Linked DNA regions of Homo sapiens: all the other regions are linked to region 2. The links are chromatin loops, found by intact Hi-C in ENCODE. Cell type or tissue: GM12878. All regions are shown on one strand. Links, peaks and the distances in the headings refer to the core of each region. The heading gives the core; the rest is flanking DNA.

Region 1 (3,763 bases), core at 852-3,351, 72 kb before region 2:
AACCTCTGCCTCCTGGATTCAAGGGATTCTCCTGCCTCAGCCTCCCAAGTAGCTGGGATTACAGGCACATGCCACCATGCCAGTTAATTATTGTATTTTTAGCCGAGACAGGGTTTCACCATGTGGGCCATACTGGTCTTAAACTCCTGAGCTCAAGTGATCCGCCCAACTTGGCCTCCCAAAGTGCTGGGATTACAGGCATGAGCCACTGTGCCTGGCCTGGGTACATATTATTATGATCAATGAGAAAATGAGTTTCTTAAGAAACTTTTAATTTCACTTATCCTCATCAGGAAACTAACCTTACTCATTCTTTTTATCAATCAAAAGCCACACATGACTGTACCTCAGTTTCTTTTTTTTTGGGGGGGGGGACACAGAGCCTTGCTCTGTTGCCCAGACTAGAGTGCAGTGGCATAATCTGCAACCTCCGCCCCCTGGGTTCAAGCGATTCTCCTGCCTCAGCCTCCCGAATAGCTGGAACTACAGGCACGCACCACCGTGCCCAGCTAATTTTTGTATTTTTAGTAGAGACAGGGTTTCACCATGTTAGCCAGGCTGGTCTCAAACTTCTGACCTCAAGTGATCCACCTGCCTCTGCCTCCCAAAGTGCTGGGATTACAGGCGTGAGCCACCACGCCCAGCCAGTACCTCAGTCTCCCTCTTATTTTCCTCAGTCTGTAAGTAAGGATAATAATAGCACTTCCCTTAGAGGGAGGATTCCTTAAGTTAAATAATACGAGTACATAGGTGCAATAAATGTTTTTTTTGTTTGTTCGTTTTTTTTTTTTTTTTGAGATGAAGTCTCGCTCTGTGGCCCAGGCTGGAGTACAGTGGCATGATCTCGGCTCACTGCAACCTACGCCTCCCGGGTTCAAGCAATTCTCCTGCCTCAGCCTCCCAAGTAGCTGGGATTACAGGTGTGTGGCACCATGCCCAGCTAATTTTTTTTTGAGACGGAGTCTCACTCTGTCGCCCAGGCTAGAGTGCAGTGGCGCAATCTCAGCTCACTGCAACTTCCGCCTCCCGGGTTCAAGCAATTCTCCTGCCTCAACCTCCCAAGCAGCTGGTATTACAGGCGTGTGCCACCACGCCTGGCTAATTTTTGTATTTTTAGTAGAGACAGGGTTTCACCATGTTGGTCTCGAACTCCTGACCTTGTGATCCACCCGCCTCGGCCTCCCAAAGTGCTGGGATTACAGGTGTGAGCCACCGTGCGCAGTAATAAATGTTAAATACAGCAGAAATAAATATTAAAGAACAAATGGGAAATTAATGATTGTTCAGTTAATGACAGTTCTCCCTCTCCATGAATATTAGCCAGAGGATAACCACCACCACAGCCACAAAGGGTCAAACCCAACAGAGCTGTCTTGGAACGAAGCTGGGTTTGATTTCCTTGCATCTCTCCCGAATTCTCACATGGTCTCCTACACAAGACCATAAATTTTGTGCATGATCATTACTTTAAAGTTATAAAATGCTTTGTGTCAGGTAAAATGTTCTCAACGATTAAAGATTAAAGGGGATGTGGGGCCTTCGAGGGGAGACTGACTGCAGAGGGGCATGAGAAAACTTTCCAGAGATGTTAGTTCCTACATCTTGATTGGGGTAGTGGTTTCACAGCTGGATACATGTGTTAAAAGTCACCACTGAAAATGTGGGAAGTTTATCATACGTAATTTTTTTTTGAGACAGAGTCTCACTCTGTCGCCCATGCTGGAATGTAGTGCTATGATCTCAGCTCACTGCAACCTCATCCTCCTGGGTTCAAGTGATTCTCCTGCCTCAGCCTCCAGAGTAGCTGGGACTACAGGTGCCCAGCACCATGCCCGGCTAATTTTTGTGTTTTTAGTAGAGATGGAGTTTCACCATGTGGGCCAGGCTGGTCTCAAACTCCTGACCTCAAGTGATCCGCCCACCTCAGCTTCCCAAAGTGCTGGGATTACAGGTGTGAGCCACCGCGCCTGGCCCTATCATATGTAAATTATACCTTAATAAAGATTGAAGGGACGGAAGATAGAGGAAAAAGGGATTCAAGGGGAAATGGGTATTTATATTCCAGAGAAGGAAAAAATAGATATGCATGAAGAAACTCGTCTTAAAACTTTTAATTTCCAAAATCATTCTCTCTTTGAATAGATGAAACTGTCAAGGAATGCAAAAAAAAAAAAACTTCCTTATGCAAGAAACATTTTGAAAAATTTAGACATCTTCCCCCTCTCATTATCCTGTAACTAACAAACAGCACTTTTTTACCCCTAGGTTCACTGAACAAGCTGCCCTCTTGTGGTTCTGATATATTTCCTGAGCACAAAAGTGGGCTGTTAGGAAGCTGTGTAGGTAGCAAGCCCAGCCTGCCCACAAATATTTGTCAAGGTAACTGAGAGTGAATGTTCTGACCTGCTTCTACATGAGAGGTATACACACATCACTATGGGCTTGGGTCACAGTTACAAAAGAATGAAGAAAATACGGTGGCCACAAAATACATATGGTTCGAGGCTGACAAATTCAAAAGACAATTTAATCTCTGTTTACTTTGCTGCTTAATTTTAAGGCCCTTTAGTACATACTTTCACTTTTGCAACGTGGAATCAGCATATCAGAAGCAAGCACGTCTCAAACAAGGTCAGGGCAAAGAAAGCAGAACTGCAAACTCCGATTCTACCATCTGTGAATATATTCAATATTCCCAAGATATCTTTGTACAAAGAAAGAAAACAACAAAACAAAGTAAACAAATAGTACCTAATAAAAACAATCCTGCATTTTATTAACATTGGCAAGCAGAATCCAGATCTCTAATAAAATAACAAGCACTTTTAAAAAAGAAAGGAAAGGAGGGAAGAAGGAAGTACACAAGGAAGAGGGAGGGAGGGAGAATCAAATAGCGTACTTTTCTTTTTTTTTTTTTTTTTGAGACAGAGTCTCGCTCTCTTGCCCAGGTTGGAGTGCAGTGGTGGGATCTCGGCTCACTGCAGCTTCCGCCTCCCGGGTTCAAGTGATTCTCCTGCCTCAGCCTCCCAAGTACCTGGGATTACAGGAGCGTGCCACCACATCCAGCTAACTTTTGTATTTTTAGTAGAGACAGGGTTTCACTATGTTGGCCAGGCTAGTCTCGAACTCTTGACCTCAAGTGATTCACCTGCCTTGGCCTCCCAAAGCGCTGGGAATTACAGGTATGAGTCACTGCATAGCCACAGCATAATTTTCAAAAGTTACACTAAAAGAAGACAAAAGATGACACAGGCATTGACTCAAAAACTGGAAACATTTTCTCTTCTAGAGAGCAATCCATCTTTATACAAGACCTTGTTTAAAAGAAAAACATAGAGGCCCTAAGACTTTTTTAAAGATAAGGATTTAGGGGCTAGGTGCGGTGGCTCACACCTGTAATCCCAGCACTTTGGGAGGCTGAGGCAGGTGGATCACGAGGTCAGGAGATGGAGACCACCCTGGCTAACATGGTGAAACCCTGTCTCTACTAAAAATACAAAAAATTAACAGGGCATGGTGGCGGGCACCTGTAGTCCCAGCTACTCAAGAGGCTGAAGCAGAAGAATTGCTTGAACCTGGGAGGTGGAGGTTGCAGTGAGCTGAGATCCCGCCACTGTACTCCAGCCTGGGCGACAGAGTGAGACTCTGTCTCAAAAATAAATAAATAAATAAATAATAAAAAGATAAAGGATATAAATAAAAATGGGCTCTGTATTTCAACTATTGACGTGTTAAAAATTCATCTAGTCCAGATCCTGCAGTA
Region 2 (3,763 bases), core at 752-3,251:
ACCTTCAAGATGGTTTTAGGGTCCCCAAGCCTAGTAGCCACAGGATTCTAACAGCAACTGAGGAAGCCTTTTTCAGTGAATTATGGATCTAAACAAGGCAAATGAACGCAGAGAGGGAACTGTGCCTCCAAAGGCCACGAAAAGCAATTTTGCCAAACCTAGGTAATTGTCCAAAGGAGAGAACGAAGCCAGGGCTAGCAAACAAACATGACAGATCAGAGAATTGTTTTGCCACTTTGTAAAGGCAAGATCAAGTATTTGTACAAAGGTTCTGGGGAAAAATTAAAGACTCAAACAATGACTCTAGCACTTCCGTTTCATGCCAGGTCAAGACAAAAATACCTAATTGAGCTCTGCAGCTGAGAACAATCTAAATGGAATCCTGTAGCAGCAATTGGCACTTGTGGAAACCTCAAAGGTGAAAAGAGATAGTTAAGAAAATTTGTCTTGACAGTTACTTTCAGAAAATCATTAATTATAATTAAATGACAGTAGAAAAGGTGATAAACAATATAGTAACATAAGTCAGTCAAGTGTAATTATCTGTAGGGCATGCGATTCACAAAATGGTTCAAACAGAGGGCTACACATTTAGATGTAAATCACAAAAAGATTGCCAAAGAGGAGGCTTTGATTTGGAAACAGGGAAGCTCTGAAATGGGGAAGTGCTGAAACGATTGCGACATCCCCACATTTGGCCCTGCCTTGCACGTTACTTAGTCATCAGCCTCCATCAAGGACTTGTGGTGGCAGAGAAAATAAACCACAGAAAACATGGCAGCCTCCTGGGAGAGGTCTGGGAGAAAACCCATGCTCATTCAGAAAGGTATGTTCGTGGTTGTATTTCGAGTAAAACGCATTCAGTCACGCTTGAAATGTGTAAAAGCCTGTGTGTCTTATTCATTTATTCAACAAGTATTTATGGAGCACCTACTCTGTGGCAGACGCTCCTCTAATGTGCTTGGGATACACCAATGAATGAAGTAGACATTCTAGTCAGGGAGAGACAGATAATAGGTCACACAATTACATAGTATGCTACAAAGCGATAAATACCAGAGAGAAAGCAGGGTAGTGAGACAGAGGATGCGGGCAGGAAGGAGGAATTGCTGTTTTAACCTGGAGGAGGCAGAGCAAAGACTTGAAGGAGGTGAAGGAGTGAAGCATGGAGATGTCTGGGGATGATGGTTCAGGCATCGGGGCAGCCAGTGCAAAGGCCCTGTGGTATGAATGTGCTGGGCACACCCCATCAAGAAAAGGAGTGTGGTTAAAGCAGAGGAAGTAAGGATGTGTGTGGTAGCAGGCGAGGTTAAAGAGGTGATGGGACTAGAAATAAAGTCATTCACTGGCTTTTGAGTGAGATAGAGAAGCTCTAGAAAGTTTTCGGCAGGGGACTGACACGAGCTGACTTCTGTTTTAAAAAAGTCACTCTGGCCAGGTGAGGTAGCTCACACCTGCAATCCCAGCACTTTAGGAGGCCAAGGTAGGCAGCTCGCTTGAGGCCAGGAGTTCGAGACCAGCCTGGCCAACATGGTGAAACTCCATCTCTACTAAAAACACAAAAATTAGCCAGGCATGGTGGTGCATGTCTGTAATCCTAGCTACTCAGGAGGCTGAGGCAGGAGAATCACTGGAGCCTGGAAGGCAGAGGTTGCAGTGAGCTGAGATCGTGCCACTGCACTCCAGCCTGGGTGACAGAGTGAGACTCCATCTCAAAAAATAAAAGAGTCACTCTGGATACTGGGTTAAGAAAGGAGTGTGCGGGGAGAGCGGTGAGGACAAAGGTGGAAGCAGGGGAGCAGATAAGCAGATTCTGCAGACGTATCCACCCTTCCGTGACTAGCTCTAGCCAATGGAGAAAGGGCAAGACCTTTCATACATGACCAGGGTGTATGAGAACATGGGTGTTACCATTTAATTTCAGGGTCTGTGTGCCTCCTGCAGTTCCCACCGGAGAAGTGACTCCTAGGTTTCAGGCTGGGCTTGTCCGTATCATATGAGCTGGCAGTTTCTGTTTACTCATTGGCAAACTGACATATACCTTGAGGTAGATGCTGGAGCCCACAATGTGGAGCAAAAAGCAAAGGAGGTCCCTGGGCCAAACTACTGTTTGCACCAAATGGGAAGGGCTAACTTGTTATTGGATTTCTCTTTGCTCTGCAAATAGGATTTCACTAGAGGCAATTCTTCTAATACTTCTTCAGCCACCTGTCCTTCCTCATCTCTTTTCTTAGTAACTAAGAGTACACTGTCAGCCCACCAGAAAAGCCACACTGCTGTGATTCATTGATATTCACCTGATACTGCCCTTTCACTCTTGGATTTCTTGGTTGACCCTCCGTATTTTTTAGAGGTGAGATCTCACTATGTTACCCAGGCTGGAGTGCAGTGGCTAGTCACAGGCGCAATCATAACGTACTAAAGCCTTGAGCGCCTGTCATCCAGCGACGCTCCTGCCTCAGCCTCCCAAGTAGCTGGGACCACAGGCATGAACCACCACGCTCAGCTCTTCACTCTCCCTAATTTTGAGAAAACATACTTTTTTCCTTCTAGTAATGACCTAATAAGTTTTTTCTAATTACGAAAAAATGCACTTTTTTCCTCCTCATCATTGCTTATTGGCAACTCTCAGCCTTTTAAAGGATATTAAATAGCAGACAAAGAGGTATAAACTTGTTTGTTTGTTTGTTTGTTTGTTTGTTTTTTAGATGGAGTCTTGCCCTGTCAAGGCTGGAGTGCAGTGACGCAATCTCGGCTCACTGCTACCTCCGCCTCCCGATCTCAAGGGATCCTCCCACCTCAGCCTCCCTGGTAGCTGGGATTACAGGCGTGTACCACCACGCCTGGCTAATTTTTGTATTTTTTGTAGAGATGGGGTTTTGCCATGTTGCCTAGATTGTTCTCAAACTCCTGGGCTCAAGTGATCTGCATGCCTTGGTCTCCAAAAGTGCTGGGATTACGGTGTGAGTGACCAAGCCTGGCCCAGATTAATTTATTTAATCCTTATAATAACCCTGTGAGGTAGGCATTTTACAGTTGGGGAAACTGAGTCACAGAGTTTTCTTTTTTAGTTAGCCTGCCTAAAGTCACATGTAAGTGGCAGAACTAAGATTGGAACCAAGGCAGCCCATGCTCCTAGCCACTCTGCTATGGAGTGTGAATTTAGTATGAATAGCCATCCTTTCCCTAAAATCTGCATCTTTACTCTAGATAAACCCCTTTTTTTCTCACCACATGACCAAACGTTGCTGATTACCCTGATAACAAACTAGCCCACAGTGCTGAGCTCTCCTCCATGCCAGCATGCTGCAGCCTTTTATAATCTAACTAAATTCTAAGGTAAAGCCATAACCACCTCATTCTTCCCTGGACATGTCTAAAATAGTAAGATCATCCTCATGGAGAAATAGATCATAGGTATTAACTGGTAGTACATAAAACAAAAACAACAAAAACATTAGGCCATTGCATTTTCTGTTAATAAGAAGTTGCAGTGCCCCATTAAATTTTCTGTGTCACCAAAGCCTCCCAGTTGTAGTTACACAAAGGCAACTTTGTCTTGAGAAGGCTACTGGGAAGATGGGCCTAATCTTGGCAAGGGCTTGGTGTACCAAGAACCATGTTATTATTTTTTAATCAAATGACAACACACAAAAAGAAATATTATTTAAGCCATCTTTTCTTTTCTTTTTCTTTTTTTTTTTTTTTTTTTTTGTTGTTGTTGCCCAGGCTGGAGTGCAGTGGCGCGATCAGCTCACTGCAA
Region 3 (3,763 bases), core at 682-3,181, 50 kb after region 2:
GCTGAGATTACAGGCGTGTGCCACAATGCCTGGCTAATTTTGTATTTTTAGTAGAGATGGAGTTTCTCCATGTTGGTCAGGCTGATCTTGAACTCCCGACCTCAGATGATCTGCCCACCTCAGTCTCCCAAAGTGCTGGGATTACAGGCTTGAGCCACTGCACCCGGCCTTGTCTCCAGGTTTTAATCTTCTGTATTCTAGATTTTGTACAACCATGGAATTAAGTATCTTTCCCATATTAGACCCATTAGCAAATACCCCTGAGAGAGAGAGAGAGATTAGGTGCAGAAATAGCTCAGGAATGCCAAATCATTTAACAGATGCAGTGCTTTTGTTCTTGATTCATTAATTCATTCAACAAATATTTGATTCCCTACTATGTGCTGTAAATTATTGTGGATACTGGGAATACAGCAATGAATAAAACAAAACCTCATGCGGGAGAAAGGCAATGACAAACAAATAAACATATTTGTACATCTGAGGCATATCAGGTAGCCAAAGTGCTATGAAGAAGAATAAAGCAGGGGCCGGCGCGGTGGCTCACGCCTGTAATCTCAGCACTTTGGGAGGCCAAGGTGGGTGAATCACCTGAGGTCACGAGTTCGAGACCAGCCTGGCCAACATGGTGAAACCCTATCTCTACTAAAAATACAAAAATTAGCCAGGCATGGTGGCACGTACCTGTAGTCCCAGCAACTTGGGAGGCTGAGACGCGAGAATCGCTCGAACCTGGGAGGTGAAGGTTGCAGTGAGCCGAGATCGTGCCACTGCACCCCAGCCCGGGAGACAGGGCAAGACCCCCTCTTCAAAAAAAAAAAAAAAAAAAGAATAAAGCAGGATAAGGAGACAGTGACGGGCAGGGAACAGCGCTGCTTTAAATAAGTTGGTCAGGGAAAGACACTCCAGTCAGATGCCACTTGAGCAGAGATCTGAGTGAATTAACGACATGAACTAGAGAAAGAATATTCCACGCCAAAGAGAACAGAGGCACAGTGGCCCAAGGCAGGCAGGAGTTTAGCATAACTCAAGGGAGGGTCCAGAGGTCCTGCGGCTGGAGTGGAGTGAGCCGGAAAGAGGAAGGAAAGGTCACATGAAGAGCTGGGGCCAGGTCCTGATGGTAAGTGCTCTTTGGAACTCCTCCTTTTAAAACTGGCGTGTCTTCAGGAAGCTGAATATCTACAAAGCTAGGCCTCGGAGAGAAGGCTTTTCCTGAGTATGTTTGTGTGAGTGATTCCGTGTGTTAACAAAGCGCCCCAGGATTTGCCTTTTCTTCCCCTGTTTCTTGCTGTTAGAATGTTAATCTGGCTAAATCCATTCAGCTTCACTCGTTTGGAAATCAGTCATCTAATGCTTGTAGCGAAAAAAGGAGACAAGCTAATACATCTCAACAGAGCAGATACGTGGGAGCCACTCCCACAGATCAAGATCCTTGCAGAAACCCAAGCCATTGTTCAGCCAATAGTAAATAAGAATCCGAGTCATTCTAAAACTGAGTAGAAAGCTGAGTCATCCTTCCCTCTATCAAGAGCTTTATTCCTTTTGCATCCTGTGGATCTTGGTTGGTTAACACATTACTGAATGGTGACGTGGGTAGGTCTGTCTGCCTGCATCAAATCCTGCCCTAACCACATTCTCAAGATAGTTTTCACCACATTTACTAAACTTCCTTGAACCTCAGTTTCCTCCTCTGCAGGAGGAGGGTATGAATGCTTTATTAGTTTTCTACTGCTGTGTAATAAATTAGCACAGATCTAGAGGGTAAGAGCTACTCCCACTCATCATTTCACAGTGCTGTAGGCCAGAGGCCCCAGATGGCGTAACCAGGTTTTCTGCTAAGAGCCTTGAAACGCTGAAATCAAGATGTTGGTTGTCCGTGTCCTCACCTAGAGCTCAGGGTCTTCCTCCAAGCTCATCCCTGTTGTCAGCAGAATGTAGGTTCCTGCAGTTGTGGGACCGAGGCCTTGTTTCCTCACTGGCTGTCAGCAGAGGCCATTTCTCAGCTCCTTAAGCCTGCCCCCTTCCTCCACAGTGACCCTCTATTCCAAAGCAGCAACTACACACCTAACCCTTCTGACACTTGGAAAACATCTGACTTCTGCTCTCAGCCAGAGAAAGCTCTCTGCTTTTATTCTTTTTTTTATCTACTTATTTATTTTGTAGAGTGGGGATCTCGCTATGTTGCCCAGGCTGATTTTAAACTCCTGGGCTCAAGTGATCCTCTTGCCTTGACCTCCCAAAGTGCTGGGATTACAGGCATGGGCCACCATGCCTGCCGCTTTCTGCTTTAGCAGCTCATGTTCACCCAGATAATCACTCTTTCTTAAGGTCAACTGTGCCATACAACATAATATAATCATCAGAGTGAAATCTCATCATATTCACAGGTTCCAGAGATAAAGGACATCTTTAGGGTCCATTTTAGACATTCTGCCTACAACAAATGCCTTCCTTGCAGAACTCTTTTGAAAATTAGAGATGATGTATGTGTGTAAAATAGTTGCCAGCTGCTAATAGCTGCTATTACTATAAGAGCCTCTTTGATGCAGGGAGCAACTAAGTAACTGAGCTACTCAGTGAATCAAGTATAAGACCAGACTCCGGTGCCAGGGCTGTGGCTCATGCCTATAATCCCAACACTTTGGGAGGCCGAGGCAGGCGGATCACCTGAGGTCGGGAGTTCAAGACCAGCCTGACCAACATGGAGAAACCCTGTCTCTACTAAAAATACAAAATTAGCCAGGCGTGGTGGCGTGTGCCTGTAATCCCAGTTACTCAGGAGGTTGAGGCAAGAGAATAGCTTGAACTGGGAAGGCGGAAGTTGCAGTGAGCGGAGATCACGCCACTGCACTCCAGGCTGGGTGACAGAGCGAGACTCCGTCTCAAAAAAAAAAAAAAGATCAGACTCCAAACAGTCTATGGTAAACACCTATCATTACCTTTCTTATATGTATGAATATTAAAACAGCATTTCACGCATAACAAGTACACTGTTTTTATTGGAGCATTTATTAATGAGTTGATTTGGAAGTTCACCTTAGACAAAGATTGAGTTCCTCCCCTTTTCTCTGAATACATTATTTCTCTCTTTTATCAAATCATTTTGGCAAAGCTGCTGCTTCTTCTTCCTTCTCATGTACTTTGGTGGAGTTCCTTAACACAGGACTCTGCATTTGGCTTTTATAGCACAAGTATTGCTATGATCTGAATTTGGTGATCCTCCAAAATCCATACTGAAATCTCTTTTTCTTTTTTTTTTTTTTTTTTTTGAGATGGAGTCTCACTCTGTTACCCAGGCTGGAGGGCAGTGGCACAATCTCAGCTCACTGAAACCTGCACCACCCGGGTTCAAGGGATTCTTGTGCCTCAGCCTCCCAAGTAGCTGGAACTACAGGCACGAGCTACCATGCCTAGCTAATTTTTTTTTTTTCCAGAGACGAGTCTTACTCTGTCACCCAGGCTGGAGTGGAGTGCAGTGGCACGATCTCGGCTCACTGCAACACCTCCACCTACTGGGTTCAAGTGATTCTCCCGCCTCAGTCTCCCCAGTAGCTGAGACTACAGGCACCCTCCACCATGCCTAGCTAATTTTTGTATTTTTAGTAGAGACGAGGTTTTGTCGTGTTGATCAGGCTGGCCTCAAACTCCTGACCTCAGGTGATCCGCAAACCTCGGCCTCCCAAAGGGCTGGGATTACAGGCATGAGCCACCACACCCAGCCAAAACTTTAAGGACTAAGAGCTAGACCATAATGTGTCAGAAG
Region 4 (3,763 bases), core at 879-3,378, 63 kb before region 2:
ACCTAATCTTTTTACACTGTTGCTTCATTTTGTGCTCAAAACAGATATTATTATTCTCATTTTTTGCAGATGGAGAAAACTGAAGCTCAGAGAAATAAGTGACTCACAGTTTGTATAAGTTGATATTTGAAATTTGGGATTTCTCCTCTTAAATTACAGATATCTCATTAACACAGGCTCAGAAATCATTTTTTCTCCCTGTGAACTTTTGGTCTGTCATTTGCTTTAACTTAAACTATATCGAATTCTGTGACTTTTAACATTTAGACATTCATTTACTCAATCATTTATTGAATGAGTAAATGTCTAAAAAATATGTACTGAGGCTGGGCATGGTGGCTCACGCCTGTAATCCCAGCACTTCAGGAGGCCGAGGCAGGTGGATCACTTAAGGTCAGGAGTTCAAGACCAGCCTGGCCAACATGGTGAAACCCTGTCTCTATTAAAACTACAAAAAAAAAAAAAAAAAAATGGGCCAGACATGGTGGCTCATGCTTGTAATCCCAGCACTTTGGGAGGCTGAGGTTGGCAAATAACCTGAGGTCAGGAGTTCAAGACTAGCCTGGCCAACATGGTGAAACCCCATCTCTACTAAAAATACAAAAATTAGCCAGGTGTGGTGGTGGACACCTGTAGTTCCAGCTAATTGGGAGGCTGAGGCAGGAGAATTGCTTGAACTCGGGAGGCAGAGGTTGTAGTGGGCCGAGATCGTGCCACAGCACTCCAGCCTGGTCGACAGAGTCAAACTCTGTCTAAAAAAAAAAAAAAAAAATTAGCCGGGCGTGGTGGCAGGCGCCTGTAATCCCAGTTACTTGGGAGACTGAGGTAGAAGAATCACTTGAACCCAGGAGGCGGAGGTAGAAGTGAGCCAAGATTTCGCCACTGCACTCCAGCCTGGGTGACAGAGTGAGACTCCGTCTCAAAAAAGAAATGTGTACTAAGCCCCTCCTATGTTCCAAGCACTGTGCTAGTGATTGTGGTGAATAGGGCAGATCCAGCCTTTATTTTATCCCTATTACAAGGTATTTATCCCTATTACAAGGTATATTACCATGACATAGATAGCATTTGCCCCTCAGTAATGGTTTTTTCTTTAGAGGCTACTTCACCAAGACAGAATATAAGCTAGTTTGGATTATATGGAAAAGCAGCCTTTGCCTCTATTTCTGGCAAATAGAAGGAGAGAGCCTAATAAATATTTTTCAAGTGAGTCTAACATGAAATCAGGCTGTGTTTCTCAAACAATTACAGGTGACAAACACAGAATACGATATGGCTAGCCCATAATGTGGGTGTTATTTCTACAATAACGAATCAAGTGACATGGGTATGCAAGCATCATTTCAGAAACTATACAGAGAAGCTGCATTTTCTCCCTCAAGCCCCAAAGTCCAAGATAATGTCAAGTGAGAAAGCCTGAAGCAAACATTGGAGATCTTATCTAAATTTTTTAAAAATAAGACTGTTAAGGAAGAAAAACTGAGGTGTTGTTTAAATATAAAAGATTCTATCTTTGTTCCTGTGGGTGACCAACACCAGGGTAGAGAAAATCTTGATTCAGCAAATATTTTTTGAGTTTCATGAAATATCCCCTCCACCATCCTCTAAGGTCCCACCCAAATCGGGAAGACTCTTGGTGGTGCAAAAATAGGATTATTGTTGTTTTTGCGAAGTCAGGCCCTTTATTAGAGGGTAGAAAGAACACTTGTTCCTGATTTCTCAACTTCTGATTCCTGTTGGCAGCACATAATATGCCCCAGCCTTGACTCTCAAGCACAACAAACTGCAAATGAAATAGATAAGTCACTGTTCCTTCAAATCTGTACATTACAAGCCATTTCTAGTGTTTACCTTTTTTAAAATTTTGGCCAAATTACTTGCACTAGCCAGATAGCTGTTAGAGAGATTAGCAAGTAGGTCTGAGAATCACTCACCCATAACCACGCGCTCACTTTCTTGATATTACTCTCTTATTTTTCCATCCTGACCCTGGCACAATAGTTAAACACCAGCCTGGTCAGCAAAACAGTGTTGTCAAAACGCAGCCAAGCTGAGTTTTGACCCACAGAGGTCTGACAGTTGTCAGGAATTTCCTAACATGGCCAGGGTCACTGACAGTTAAAGGTTTCACTGGTATCACCTGCAAAATCTAACTCCACTCCATGAAAAGTGCAGAAAACTCTTAAAATGCTTTCTGTGCTGCCTAAGGTTCTGATTTTAAAACACAAGAGTATGGAAGTTCAGACTTTTGGTTATCTCCACTTTGCCAAGGCACAGGTGTTTGAGGAATGAGCATGTGCATGGCCCAGCACTTTCTTACCACTCTTGGATGATCAAGAGTTCAAAGCAACCTTGCCAGGTGCATTTAAAAAAAAAATCTAACCAGAGCTCACAATACAACCAATTCCTTGGATTGAATGAGGACACCTCGGCTCTCCCTGCTCCCGGCAGTGCCAGCCTTTGGTCACTTGCCAGTCCAGGGGAAGCCAGGAGGTGACCTCCCCGACCCTCTCCTGCCTAGTCATACATTCGAAGTTTTCATCTATTTTGTATGATGCAGCCATCTATGCCCTCTTTGACTGCTGACCACCATAACTAAAAAGTTGCTGCTAGGCTGGGCGTGGTGGCTCATGCCTGTAATCCCAGCACTTTGGGAGGCCAAGGCAGGTGGATTACGAGGTCAGGAGTTCAAGACCAGCCTGGCCAAAATGGTGAAACCCCGTTTCTACTAAAAATACAAAAAATTACCCAGGCATGGTGGCAGGCGCCTGTAATCCCAGCTACTCAGGAGGCTGAGGCAGGAGAATCACTTGCACACAGAAGTGGAGGTTGCAGTGAGCCGAGAACGCGCCACTGCACTTCAGCCTGGGCAAAAAGTAAGACTCCTTCTCGGAAAAAAAAAAAAAAAAGTTGCTGCTATTCCCTTTTCTCTCACTATTTCCCACATTCTTAGCACTGCCTACGTGTCAGGAACTGCATTAAAGGAGACTATGTGTCTGGTTTTTTACCTCCCAACAATCAAGCCTGGTAAGGAACTGTTAAACCCACTTTCAGTAAAGAAGACTGAGGTCCAGAGAGATTATCTTATTATAAAGTGCCCAAGAGGCAGGATGGGACTTAAATCTTAGCCTTTCTGGGACTATTTTTCCATTGTCTTTTTTTTTTTTTTTTTTTTTGAGACGGAGTTTCACTTTTGTTGCCCAGACTGGAGTGCAATGGTGCAATCTCGGCTCACTGCGACCACCGCTTCCTGGGTTCAAGCGATTCTCCGGCCTCAGCATCATAAGTAGCTCGGATTACAGGCATGCACCATTACGCCTAGCTAATTTTTGTATTTTCAGTAGAGATGGGATGTTGACCAGGCTGGTCTCGAACTCCTGACCTCAGGTGATCCACCTGCCTTGCCCTACCAAAGTGCTGGGATTACAGGCATAAGCCACTGTGCCCAACTTCTTTTTTGCTTCTTCTTTTCTTTTTTTTTTCTTTTTTTTTTTTGAGACAGGGTCTTGCTCTGTCACCCAGGCTTGAGTACGGTGGTGCAATCTCAGCTCACTGCAACCTCCACCTCCTGGGCTCAGGTGATCCTCCCACCTCAGCCTCCTGAGTAGCTGGAATTACAGGCTTGCACCACCATGCCCAGCTAATTTTTGTATTTTTTGCAGAGATGGGGTTTCGTTATGTTGCGCAAGCTGGTCTCGAACTCCTGCGCTCAAGCAATCCACCCATCTGGGCCTCCCTAAGTGCTGGGATTACAGGTGTGAGC

Evidence for each region. Peaks named below come from ENCODE experiments on the same cell type or tissue, not always from the same donor. Only the 100,000 strongest peaks of a DNase experiment are listed, where the experiment ranks them.
Region 1: a loop joins it to region 2, with 4 times the contacts of the local background. A loop is called at or near these places in 12 of 110 quality-filtered maps.
Region 3: a loop joins it to region 2, with 4 times the contacts of the local background. A loop is called at or near these places in 5 of 110 quality-filtered maps.
Region 4: a loop joins it to region 2, with 2.2 times the contacts of the local background. A loop is called at or near these places in 14 of 110 quality-filtered maps.

The regions. Positions count from the first base shown.
Region 1 is chr4:40,548,746-40,552,508 of GRCh38, forward strand. The region is part of intron 1 of RBM47 (RNA binding motif protein 47); the gene reads right to left. Among named protein-coding and RNA genes, the nearest start is that of MIR4802, 49 kb to the left of the region's middle. RefSeq lists a silencer at 2,283-2,372. In GM12878, for the core only: a CTCF peak has its summit at 2,300 (motif pointing left); DNase peaks (open chromatin) are centred at 2,446 and 3,224; H3K4me3 peaks cover 1,347 bases; H3K27ac peaks cover 1,848 bases.
Region 2 is chr4:40,621,168-40,624,930 of GRCh38, forward strand. The region is part of intron 1 of RBM47 (RNA binding motif protein 47); the gene reads right to left. Among named protein-coding and RNA genes, the nearest start is that of RBM47, 6.8 kb to the right of the region's middle. RefSeq lists silencers at 882-961, 2,282-2,331. In GM12878, for the core only: a CTCF peak has its summit at 1,926; DNase peaks (open chromatin) are centred at 1,284 and 1,954; H3K4me3 peaks cover 2,283 bases; H3K27ac peaks cover 2,500 bases.
Region 3 is chr4:40,671,566-40,675,328 of GRCh38, forward strand. No RefSeq gene overlaps it. Among named protein-coding and RNA genes, the nearest start is that of RBM47, 44 kb to the left of the region's middle. RefSeq lists an enhancer at 717-1,916. In GM12878, for the core only: no CTCF peak of the experiment used is centred there; a DNase peak (open chromatin) is centred at 1,636; H3K4me3 peaks cover 570 bases; H3K27ac peaks cover 1,853 bases.
Region 4 is chr4:40,558,073-40,561,835 of GRCh38, forward strand. All of the region lies in intron 1 of RBM47 (RNA binding motif protein 47), which reads right to left. Among named protein-coding and RNA genes, the nearest start is that of MIR4802, 58 kb to the left of the region's middle. RefSeq lists an enhancer at 3,364-3,763. In GM12878, for the core only: no CTCF peak of the experiment used is centred there; a DNase peak (open chromatin) is centred at 1,969; H3K27ac peaks cover 2,080 bases.